2 separate regions of the Homo sapiens genome follow, and region 1 is linked to region 2. A link is a contact called in ENCODE Hi-C or POLR2A ChIA-PET data. All regions are on one chromosome and are shown on one strand. Each heading gives the region's core, a stretch centred on a gene start or an enhancer-like site at or near the end of the contact. The rest is flanking DNA. Distances are from core to core; before and after follow the strand shown. Region 1 overlaps ST6GAL1 (ST6 beta-galactoside alpha-2,6-sialyltransferase 1). Region 2 has its middle 21 kb from the start of ADIPOQ-AS1.

Region 1 (5,572 bases), core at 1,155-3,654, 160 kb after region 2:
TAACCCTCGATCTTCTCATGCAGGAGTCCAGCATCGCAGCCCTTAGAGAGATACATCAGAAATCTATGGCATCATCTATAACGAGAAGTCTTTTTCTGGCCATTTTGAAGGGGTGTTGGGCCACTTACTATTTTAGGAAGTTTAGGTCTGGTGATGTAAAACAGTCAGCCTGCTTTTTTTTATTCTATTTTTTTTTCAAGCATGCATGGCTTCATTTAACAAATGTTACAAGGCCCTAGGAACTGAGTGATTTGCAAGATGTGGTTTCTGACTTCAAGAAACTCAGAGTGCAGTCAGAGAGGTAGACCAAGGCAACCAGAAACTAATATTCAGCATAGAAAAAGTAATGATGGGAGGACATATAAAGTGTTCATGGCTCAAGAGGAAGAAGGGAGTGGAAGAGTGGAAGAGGAAGAGGGACTGCTGTCCACGTTCAAAGCCCAAATTGAGTCTGACTTTTGTCGAGAATTGCTTAACAGGCTGCAGAGGTGGCCAGGAGGTAGACCAGGGCTGGAATTCAAGTCACCTCATTTCAAATCTATTGCTCAGTCCATCGCTCCGCCTCATGCCACATTGGGTTTTTCTTTACATCATTTGTTTTTCCTTGTCTCACTTTTTTTAGGCTTGTTTTCCTGCTCAGAACAAAGTGACTTCCCTGAACACATCTTCATTATGATTCACACCAACCTGAAGAAAAAGTTCAGCTGCTGCGTCCTGGTCTTTCTTCTGTTTGCAGTCATCTGTGTGTGGAAGGAAAAGAAGAAAGGGAGTTACTATGATTCCTTTAAATTGCAAACCAAGGAATTCCAGGTGTTAAAGAGTCTGGGGAAATTGGCCATGGGGTCTGATTCCCAGTCTGTATCCTCAAGCAGCACCCAGGACCCCCACAGGGGCCGCCAGACCCTCGGCAGTCTCAGAGGCCTAGCCAAGGCCAAACCAGAGGCCTCCTTCCAGGTGTGGAACAAGGACAGCTCTTCCAAAAACCTTATCCCTAGGCTGCAAAAGATCTGGAAGAATTACCTAAGCATGAACAAGTACAAAGTGTCCTACAAGGGGCCAGGACCAGGCATCAAGTTCAGTGCAGAGGCCCTGCGCTGCCACCTCCGGGACCATGTGAATGTATCCATGGTAGAGGTCACAGATTTTCCCTTCAATACCTCTGAATGGGAGGGTTATCTGCCCAAGGAGAGCATTAGGACCAAGGCTGGGCCTTGGGGCAGGTGTGCTGTTGTGTCGTCAGCGGGATCTCTGAAGTCCTCCCAACTAGGCAGAGAAATCGGTATGTTCTGGGGTTGTTCTGTGAATGGCAGTGCTTATTGGGACTGGCTGGGCATATTGATGGTATGGGAGACAAGTGGCCCAAGTGTGGCTCAGCGGACCAGTGGAGTGGGCCCAGGGCAGTGTTTTTTTCAGAGTCACAAGTGACACAGAGGGAGTTGAACAGATGGCGCTCTAGGCCCCCGCATCTTTTATCAATTAGAAGAGCTTCATTATTGTTTCCTAATATTTTTAGTTGATATATAATAATTAGATATATTTATGGGGATATTTTGATACGTGTATTCAATGTGTAATGATCCAATCAGGGTAATTAGAATATCTATCACCTTGAACATTTATTGTTTCTTTGTGTTGGGAACAGAATAGTTTTATTTTCATCTGTTTTAAATATTGGAATTGTGTAGAAGATTTCATTTGAAAAAGAGAGTTCCGCTGCTACCAATAATCAAAAGCCTACAATTGACCTTTGAAAAGACTTGAAGCATAGATCTGCACATCATTTCCAGGTTCTGAAATTCTGTTGTTTTTCCTGATTAGTGGAGGACTCTATTGGCCTCAACAACCTGGGTAATTTTCAGCTTTTCTCTTTGAAAAGATTTAATTGGGTCAGTAATTCTTAACTGGGGGCTATGGACCAACTTCAGAGGGTCATGAATCCCTGCAATTGCGTGCAAAACTGTCTGTGGATTAGGTGTGTAGAATGTATGTGTATGCGTATAAGTGTGTCCGTGCATTTTTCCAGGAAGGGAGTTTGTAGACTGCAGTTTATTCTCTAAGGGATCTGTGACCCAAAAAAGTTTCAGAGTCACTGGTCACAACATATTAATTTGCTTTTCTTGAAACCCTTTGTAGTGAATCAAGATAGAAAGTCTGTCTATATTTGTAAACCTGTGTAACAGAGAGCCTTATTTCTCTTATGCTGAATGTGTTTTCCATTATTTGAAATGAATCAGCTAAAGAAAGCAAAGCACAGGAAGCTTTGCTCCTCTGTCAGCCTGGAGGTACTGGAGCAGGTGAGGTCATACGTCTCCTTTTTTATTTCCTTCATTTGACTGCCAGGAAAAATGGTCTGAAACCCAGCACAGGCTCTCAAAGAAAAGTAGGCCCAAACTGGATTCTCTAGAGCAGAAAGAAATGGTGAGATCACAGTTTCTACCTCCCCAAATAGGCAGCTGCCCCGCTGGCCGGCCCCACCTCAACTTCTGCTTTTGTATTTTTGGTTTTTCTTGGACTTTGTTTTCAAGAAACTAAATGTGATTGGTTTTTGTTCATCCATAATGGAGCTAAGTTTCTTTCTTCTCCATTTTTGCTGCTTATGTAGCAAATGTTTGGGATATCCTAGGTATTAGCTGATCCTTCTTCTTCATGTCAAGTTAATATTGCGTGCCTGGCTGAAATTGTACTGAAGTTTGAGACAGGGCCTGATAGCTCTGTTAATTAGAACTACAGCTTTAATTTTATGCACTCCTTAAAGATTTGGGGTGATTTAAGTAAACATTAATACAAATAATATTTTTCTATAGATTGCAGTTTCAACTTCAAAATAAGGATTTCCACAGAAGGACTTTGATCCTGAGATGTAATCAAAATTGCATGTTAGACTTCGAATGTTCTGCTGTTATGGGGTATATATCCTCTTGGCATTTTGTCTAACAAATATTTTAAGACATTCATATATTCTTTTATTTATTCATGGATTCATCAACAATACAAAGGGGAAAGGGAAGGGAAAGGCCCTTTGTTGAAGCCCGAGTTGCAGGCAGCGTGCCAGGCCCATACACTTCCTCCTGCATCTGGAATTTGTTGAGTCTCTTCCCAACTACTGGATGGATCAGATTATTTCAAATGGTTTTCTTTTACAAATAACATTGCTGACAAGGTTTTTGTGCAGATAACTTAGGTAACCACTATTGACATTCAACAGGGAAATATCCTCAGAAGTGAGGCTAGAAGACACGAGTAAGAGACATTTTATGACTTTTTTTTTTTTGTCCATAGCAAGATTTTCTATCAGAGAGAGTGTAATAACATACTCTGCCTCCAGCAGTCTCACAAACCAGCCAATGGTGGGCTCAGTCATTTTCAATTATTTTTGATAGTTTACTCATACATGTTAAGTATCCTAGATTTGCTGGAATTTTCATGTCAAACAGTAGCATAATTTTAAAACACTATCATCAATACAAGTGATGCTTATTATGCATCTGCTGAGTTCCTAACATGCCTTGCTCTTTTCATCCTCCCAGAAGTCCTGTGAGGTTGATAAGATTATTGGTCTCATTTTGCTGGAGAGCTAAATGCGGAGGCTCAAGTGGTCACACAACTGGCTAATAGCAGACTGAGGTTTGAAAGCAGAGTGCTTGCTTCAAAGACCCCACTCTTGGCACCTCTGCTGTTGTGCCTCATAATAATTGTAGCTTCATAATAAAATTCGGTGTGATTATTCTTTTATTATGTTAAAAATTTTCTTCTATTCTTGTCTATTAGCTGTCCTAGAGAGAAAGAGAAGGGTATTCTGAGTTAAGGCAAAGGCAAGAAGCAAAGGCTGCACGGGGAAAAGTGTGTTTGGGCATCACAAATAATCCTGTTTGGACGGCATGTGGGTCCTTGTGGGTGAAGATGGGTGAGGAACGAGGCCAGAAAGGTAGCTAGGCATTAGCTCTTAGAGAACGTTGATAGTCACAATAAGGACTTTAGGTTTCATTCTTTAAGCCATGGAGAGCCCTAGGAGGTTTTTGAACAAGGGAGACTTCTCACTTCTCTATGAGTCCCTGTTTTGTACTCTATAATGTCTCCATTATTAGGGACTATTGCCACAACCAGGTCAGAAGTGCCAGGCCTGCCCAGGCTGTGGTAGCAGTGATGAAGAGAAAGGACCTTACCTGAGAGGGCTCATGAAGTAAGAGGCAGAACTTACTATCTAGCTGGAAATGATCTTGAGTGAGAGGCAGGAGCCAGGATGTCTAGCCTGGGAGCAGGCTGTATCTTACCAAGGGGAGCATGCTTCCAGAGGAACGCAGATTCCACTTTGGATGTTCTGAGACTGAAGTGTGTGTGGATTTCCCTGGGTAGATATCTATGCTGTTGAGTACTTAATTCTAGAGAAGGATCAGATATCGAGATAGATTTACAAGTCATTTGTATCAAGGTGAGATAATGGTTATAATCCAGGGAAGAAGACCAATTAGAAAATCTAGAAAAAGATTTACATTTAAAGGACAAAGAAAAGAACAGGGAAAAGTCAGAAGGGTCAGAGACCGGCTAGAGGAGAACTAGGTGTGCACCATACAATGGAAGGCAAAGGGGGATGGAGTTTGAGGGATGTTGGCTGTTGGTATCAAAGTCTGCAGAGGTGGGACATATTCTTGGGCAGAATAAGGACTGAGAAGACACCTGTGAACTGAGTAGCTTGGAGAACATGATCAGTTATATCAGGGGTCAGCAAGCTTTTCTTAAAAGGCCGGATAGTAAATAGTTTTGGCTTTGAGGGCCATGATGTCTGTCACAACTACTCAACTCTGCTGTTGTACTGCAGAAGTAACAATAGATAGTAGTAAATGAACAGGCCTGGCTATGTTCCAACAAAACTTTATTTACAAAATGAGGGATGCACCAGATTTGTCCTTCAAGTCATAGTGTTTTGTTTTGTTTTTGACGGAGTCTTGCTCTGTTGCCCAGGCTGGAGTGCAGTGGCATGATCTCGGCTCACTGCAAGCTCCGCCTCCCAGGTTCATGCCATTCTCCTGCCTCAGCCTCCCGAGTAGCTGGGACTACAGGTGCCTGCCACCACGCCTGGCTAATTTTTTGTATTTTTAGTAGAGACAGGGTTTCACCGTGTTAGCCAGGATGGTCTCGATCTCCTGATCTCATGATCCGCCCACCTCGGCCTCCCAAAGTGCTGGGATTACAGGTGTGAGCCACCGCGCCCGGCCAAGTCATAGTTTTTTTTTTTTTTAACTCTGATCTATAGTATGTCTGTTTTCTTCAACCGGACTCAGAATGTAATTTTCCATAAATGGTTGTAGGATGTATTAGGCTAACTTGAAAATATAAAAGCGTTTGGTGATAAATTGTGATAAAATTTCTTTCATAATAATTTCTAGCTATTTAGAGTTAACTACACCTAGAGGCAGTGGATTTTGATGTATTTATGAATTTACTAACTTGAGCTGATTCTGTTGAATTTTCTAAGCGTGTGATTGTATAATCTGAATACAGTGATGCATTTATTTTTTCTTCTCCTAATTTGCCTCTTTTTCTGAGCTCTAATTCTAAGTTACAGAGAGGTGGT
Region 2 (5,061 bases), core at 1,594-4,093:
ATAAATGTTTGCACAAAAGCAAATGAAGAAGAGGGTAGACAGGGGCAATAACAACTTGCAGGCATAACTAATGATAATGATTTAGCAGACTGAAAAAGTTACTCTTAAGCTGGCAGGGAAAATGCAAAGAAGTACTATATATGTTTCCCAAAACACACAAAAGTTTCAGGAATTGGCAGCACCAAGTATCTCTTGCAATAGGAGTAAATATGGGCTTAAAAAAGACAAGTTGGTTTCAATTCTACTCTAAACCTGCAGCATGATGACTGTCCCTCTCTAGTCTGGCAGAAGATTGAGAGGGTAAAACAAAGGGCTCGGGTGTAGGACTGGAAAAGTGGTGGTTATAGCACTAATTTAGCATTGGACAGGTAGGGTGCTGGATCCTAGGAGGCCTGTGAAAATAGCTTAGGTATTCAACAATGGGTACAGCCACGGAGGCCTACACAGATTCAACAGATTGGTAGAAAGGAGGAAACAAACATAACAGAAATGCAAAGAGAAAAAGAAGGTACAGTGAGAGTGAGTGAGAGAGAGAATGATTTGCAGATGTGAGGTAAGATTTCAGAGGTGAAGTTCTAGTGATGACCAAGCCCTTGGTTTCTCTTCGAGGAAATCTTGCTGAGAAACATGCCCCTAAAAACAGCTTTGATGCCTTGTGATTAGGGGCGATGGCTTTCATTATTTTCCTCCACTCTCAATAAGCGCCAACAGAAAAAAGCTACTCCAGAATCTTCTTTGTTGCAATATGAGGCAGAATGAACAAAATTGCAACAGCTACTGTTATAATAGGAAGCAACATGGTGTAAGATGTAGTTTTAACAAGTAGAAGAGGCCCTGGTGCATCTGATTTGCCCTCTCTGAGTGCCAGAGCGTTAGCTACCATTGTCAGGAAGCCTGTCTCGTGCGTCTTGACTTTCCCAACATCTAGAGGACTTCTTTAACCTAATGAGATGAAGATGAGCTGAGAATGACATCTTGAAAAGATCTGAGCCAGTAGTTTTCCAAGCGGTTCTCAGACCAGCAGCATCAGCGTGGGAACTTTGTAGAAATGCAAATAATTTGGGATCTATCCCAAACCTATCGAATCAGAAGTTTTTGGGGTGGAGCCCAGCAATATGTGTTTTTAAAAGCTCTTCAGGTAAGCACACCAAGGTTTGAGAATCACTGACCTGGATGTAATTTTTTATAATTTTTTTAAATTTTTTTGAGTCAGAGTATCCATCACCCAGGCTGGAGTCTAGTGGCGCGATCTCAGCTTACTGCAACCTCCGCCTCCTGGGTTCAAGCAATTCTTGTGCCTCCGCCTCCCAGTAGCTGGAATTACAGATGCACGCAACCACACCCAGATAATTTTTTTTTTTTTTTTTGAGATGGAGTCTCGCTCTGTCACCAGGCTGGAGTGCAGTGGTGCAGTCTTGGCTCACTGCAACCTCTGCCTCCCAGGTTCAGGTGATTCTCCTACTTCAGCCTCCTGAGTAGCTGGGATTACAGGCATGTGCCACCGTACCTGGCTAATTTTTGTACTTTTAGTAGAGACGGGGTTTCACCATGTTGGTCAGGCTGGTCTCGAACTACTGACCTCGTGATCCGCCAGCCTCGGCCTCCCAAAGTGCCAGGATTACAGGCATGAGCCACCGCACCCAGCCAGTTTTTGTATTTTTGTAGTGATGGGGTTTCACCATGTTGGCCAGGCTGGCGTCGAACTCCTGACCTCAAGTGATCTGCCCACCTCAGCCTCCCAAAGTGCTGGGATTACAGATGTGAGCCATCGTGCCCGGCCTAGATGTAATTTTTAGTCAACTTAAGCATGTGTAACCATATGCAATTATGCGCAAACAGTATAAATAGAGCTGATGTTAATCTCTAGCCCCGTTGCCTGGAGTGTTGGTGAAACTCTTTTATTTTGTAATCCTTTTTATATTTTAGTGGATGTTTCTATTGATTCTCTTCTGTACCCGCTGTTTCCTCTTTTATTGGAAGACACTAAAACAATTCAGAAATTTTTATAGGAATGCAGAGGATTCAAAATGTCTGAGTCGTGCTCTTCCAAAGCAAGAATCATGTCATAGCCATCTTTTTTTTTTCTTGTAAGAGCTTTATTGAAATATAGTTTACATACCACACAATTCACCCGTTTAAAGGAATCCCCTCTCCTGCCAGTCAATGCTTTTTGGGTTTCACAGAATTGTGAAACCATCAGTACAACCAATTTTAGACGAATTTTATCATCCCCAAAGGAAACCTCATACCTATCAGCAGCTACTCCTCATTTCCTCTGAAATCCTCCAGTCTTAGCTTTTACTAATCTAGTTTCTGTTCCTATAGATTGCCTAGCCTGGACATTTCATGTAATGCATTACACTATGATGTTTCACGACTGGCTTCTTTCACTTAGTATAATGTTTTGAAGGTTCATCCATGTTATAGCATTTACCAGTACTTTATTTCTTTCAATTGCTTAATACTCCCTTATGTGGATACACAGTAGTTTCCTCTTATCTGGGGGGCATATGTTCCGAGTTCTCCAGGGAATGCTTGAAACCACAGATAGCACCAAATCCTATATATACTATGTTTTTTTCTATATATAGATACTTAGGATAAAGTTTAATTTATAAATTATAAGATAAAAATAGAAATAAAAATAAATTAGGCTCAGTAAGATATTAACAACAGCAATAACTAAATAGAACAATTCATAAAAATATGCCAGCATCACTGCTTTTGTGCTTTAGGGCCATTATCAAGAAAAATATGGGTGACTTGAATACAAGAACTGTGATACTGTAACTGTCAATCTGATAGTTACTAAGTGACTAATGGTGTTATAGAGAACATAGATGCACAGGACAAAGGGATGATTCACTTCCTGGGAAGGATGGAGTGGGATGACATAAGATTTTATCATGCTACTCAGAACAAGACACAGTTTCAAACTTTTTTTTTTTTTTTTTGAGACAGCGTTTCCACTCTGTCACCCAGGCTGGAGCACAGTGGCTCAGTCTCTGCTCACTGCAACCTCTGCCTCCCAGGTTCAAGCAATCCTCCCGCCTCAGCCCCGCAAGCAGCTGGGACCACAGGCATGCGCCACCATGCCTGGCTACTTTTTGTATATTTTGTAGAGATGAGGTTTCACCAAGTTGGCTAAGCTGGTTTTGAACTCTGGGCCTCAAGTGATCTGCCTGTCTTGGCTTCCCAAAATGCTGGGATTACAGGAGTGAGCCACTGCACCTGGCCTGCACAATTTAAAACTCATAAATTGTTTATTTCTGGAGTTTTTCATTTCACATTTTCCCAATGCAATTGACTGTATGTAACTGAAACTGCAGAAGGTGAAACTGCGGATGAGAAGAAGCACTACTGTACTACATTACATTTGTCCATTCATTAGTTGATGGACATTTGGGTTGTTTTCACTTTGGGACTATTATGAATAATGCTGCTAAGAGCATTTGTGTACAAGTTTTTGTGTATGCATATATTTTCATTTCTCTGGGTATACATACACCTAGGAATGGTAACTATGTTTAACATTTCGAAGAACTACCAGGCTGTTTTCCAAAGTCACAAGACACGATTTCAAGATTTTTCTTTTTCTTTGAGACAGATTCTCCACTCTGTCACCCAGGCATTGTACCATTTTACCTTCCTGGCATCAGTGCATGAGAGTTTCAGTTTCTCTACATTCTCATCAACATTTGCTCTTATCTGTCTTTTAAATTATAACCATCCTAGTGGGTGTGAAGTGATATCTGATTGTGGTTTTGATTTGCAGTTCCTTGAGAACTAATGATGTTGAGCATTATTTTTGTGGTTACTGACCATTTGTGTATCTTCTTTGCAGAAGTGCCAATTTAGATTCTTGCTTTTATTTGTTTATTTAGTTAGTTTTCAAGACAGAGTCTCTCTCTGTCTCCCAGGCTGGAGTGCAATGGCTTGATCACGGATCACTGCAGCCTTGTCTTCCCAGGCTCAAGCAATCCTCTTGCCTCAGCCTCCCTAGTAGCTGGGACTACAGGTGTGTATCACCACGCCAGGCTAATTTTTGTATTTTTTGTAGAGACAGGGTTTTGCCACGTTGCCCAGGCTGGTCTCAAACTCTTCGGCTCAAGCCATCTGCCCATCTTGACCTCCTAAAGTGCTGGGATTACAAGGCTTCAGCCACCACTCCCAGCCTGCTAAGAGTTTTATGGTTTCACCTCTTATGTTTAGGTCTTTTATTTTATTTTATTTTATTTTTTAATTGATCATTCTTGGGTGTTTCTTGCAGAGGGGGATTTGGCAGGGTCATAGGACAATAGTGGAGGGAAGGTCAGCAGATAAACAAGAGAACAAAGGTCTCTGGTTTTCCTAGGGAGTGGTGATGACTCTTAACGAGCATGCTGCCTTCAAGCATCTGTTTAACAAAGCACATCTTGCACCGCCCTTAATCCATTTAACCCTGAGTGGACACAGCACATGTTTCAGAGAGCACAGGGTTGGGGGTAAGGCCACAGATCAACAGGATCCCAAGGCAGAAGAATTTTTCTTAGTACAGAACAAAGTGAAAAGTCTCCCATGTCTACTTCTTTCTACACAGACACAGCAACCATCCGATTTCTCAATCTTTTCCCCACCTTTCCCCCTTTTCTATTCCACAAAACCGCCATTGTCATCATGGCCCGTTCTCAATGGGCTGTTGGGTTCACCTCCCAGACGGGGTGGTGGCCGGACAGAGGGGCTCCTCACTTCCCAGTAGGGGCGGCCGGGCAGAGGCGCCCCTCACCTCCCGGACGGGGCGGCTGGCCGGGTGGGGGGCTGACCCCCACCTCCCTCCCGGACGGGGCGGCTGCCGGGCGGAGACGCTCCTCACTTCCCAGACGGGGTGGCTGCTGGGCGGAGGGGCTCCTCACTTCTCAGACGGGGCGGCCGGGCAGAGACGCTCCTCACCTCCCAGATGGGGCGGCGGGGCAGAGGGGCTCCTCACATCCCAGAGGATGGGCGGCCAGGCAGAGACGCTCCTCACTTCCCAGACGGCGTGGCAGCTGGGCAGAGGCTGCAATCTCGGCACTTTGGGAGGCC

Evidence for each region. Hi-C counts contacts between places; a loop is a spot of excess contacts on that map. ChIA-PET counts read pairs that join two places held with the same protein, here RNA polymerase II (POLR2A). Pooled maps may share reads with other maps.
Region 1: a pooled map shows a loop between it and region 2 (5-fold over the local background). The contact joins two enhancer-like sites. A Hi-C loop is called at or near these places in 8 of 50 pooled maps. POLR2A ChIA-PET finds 5 or more read pairs at or near these places in 6 of 52 experiments (activated CD4-positive, alpha-beta T cell, activated CD8-positive, alpha-beta T cell, activated CD8-positive, alpha-beta memory T cell and 2 more).

Annotation. Positions count from the first base shown.
Region 1 is chr3:187,042,032-187,047,603 of GRCh38, forward strand. It overlaps ST6GAL1 (ST6 beta-galactoside alpha-2,6-sialyltransferase 1), which reads left to right. Exons shown (of 8, transcript NM_173216.2): 4 at 623-1,279. The coding sequence starts at 673. Among named protein-coding and RNA genes, the nearest start is that of RPL39L, 95 kb to the right of the region's middle. RefSeq lists enhancers at 2,123-2,392, 2,503-2,612. Within about 2 kb of position 2,405, at least 9 of the 41 ENCODE cell types and tissues checked have a DNase peak (open chromatin) inside an H3K27ac peak, as active enhancers do.
Region 2 is chr3:186,880,133-186,885,193 of GRCh38, forward strand. No RefSeq gene overlaps it. Among named protein-coding and RNA genes, the nearest start is that of ADIPOQ-AS1, 21 kb to the left of the region's middle. RefSeq lists enhancers at 1-425, 426-926. Within about 2 kb of position 2,844, at least 2 of the 41 ENCODE cell types and tissues checked have a DNase peak (open chromatin) inside an H3K27ac peak, as active enhancers do.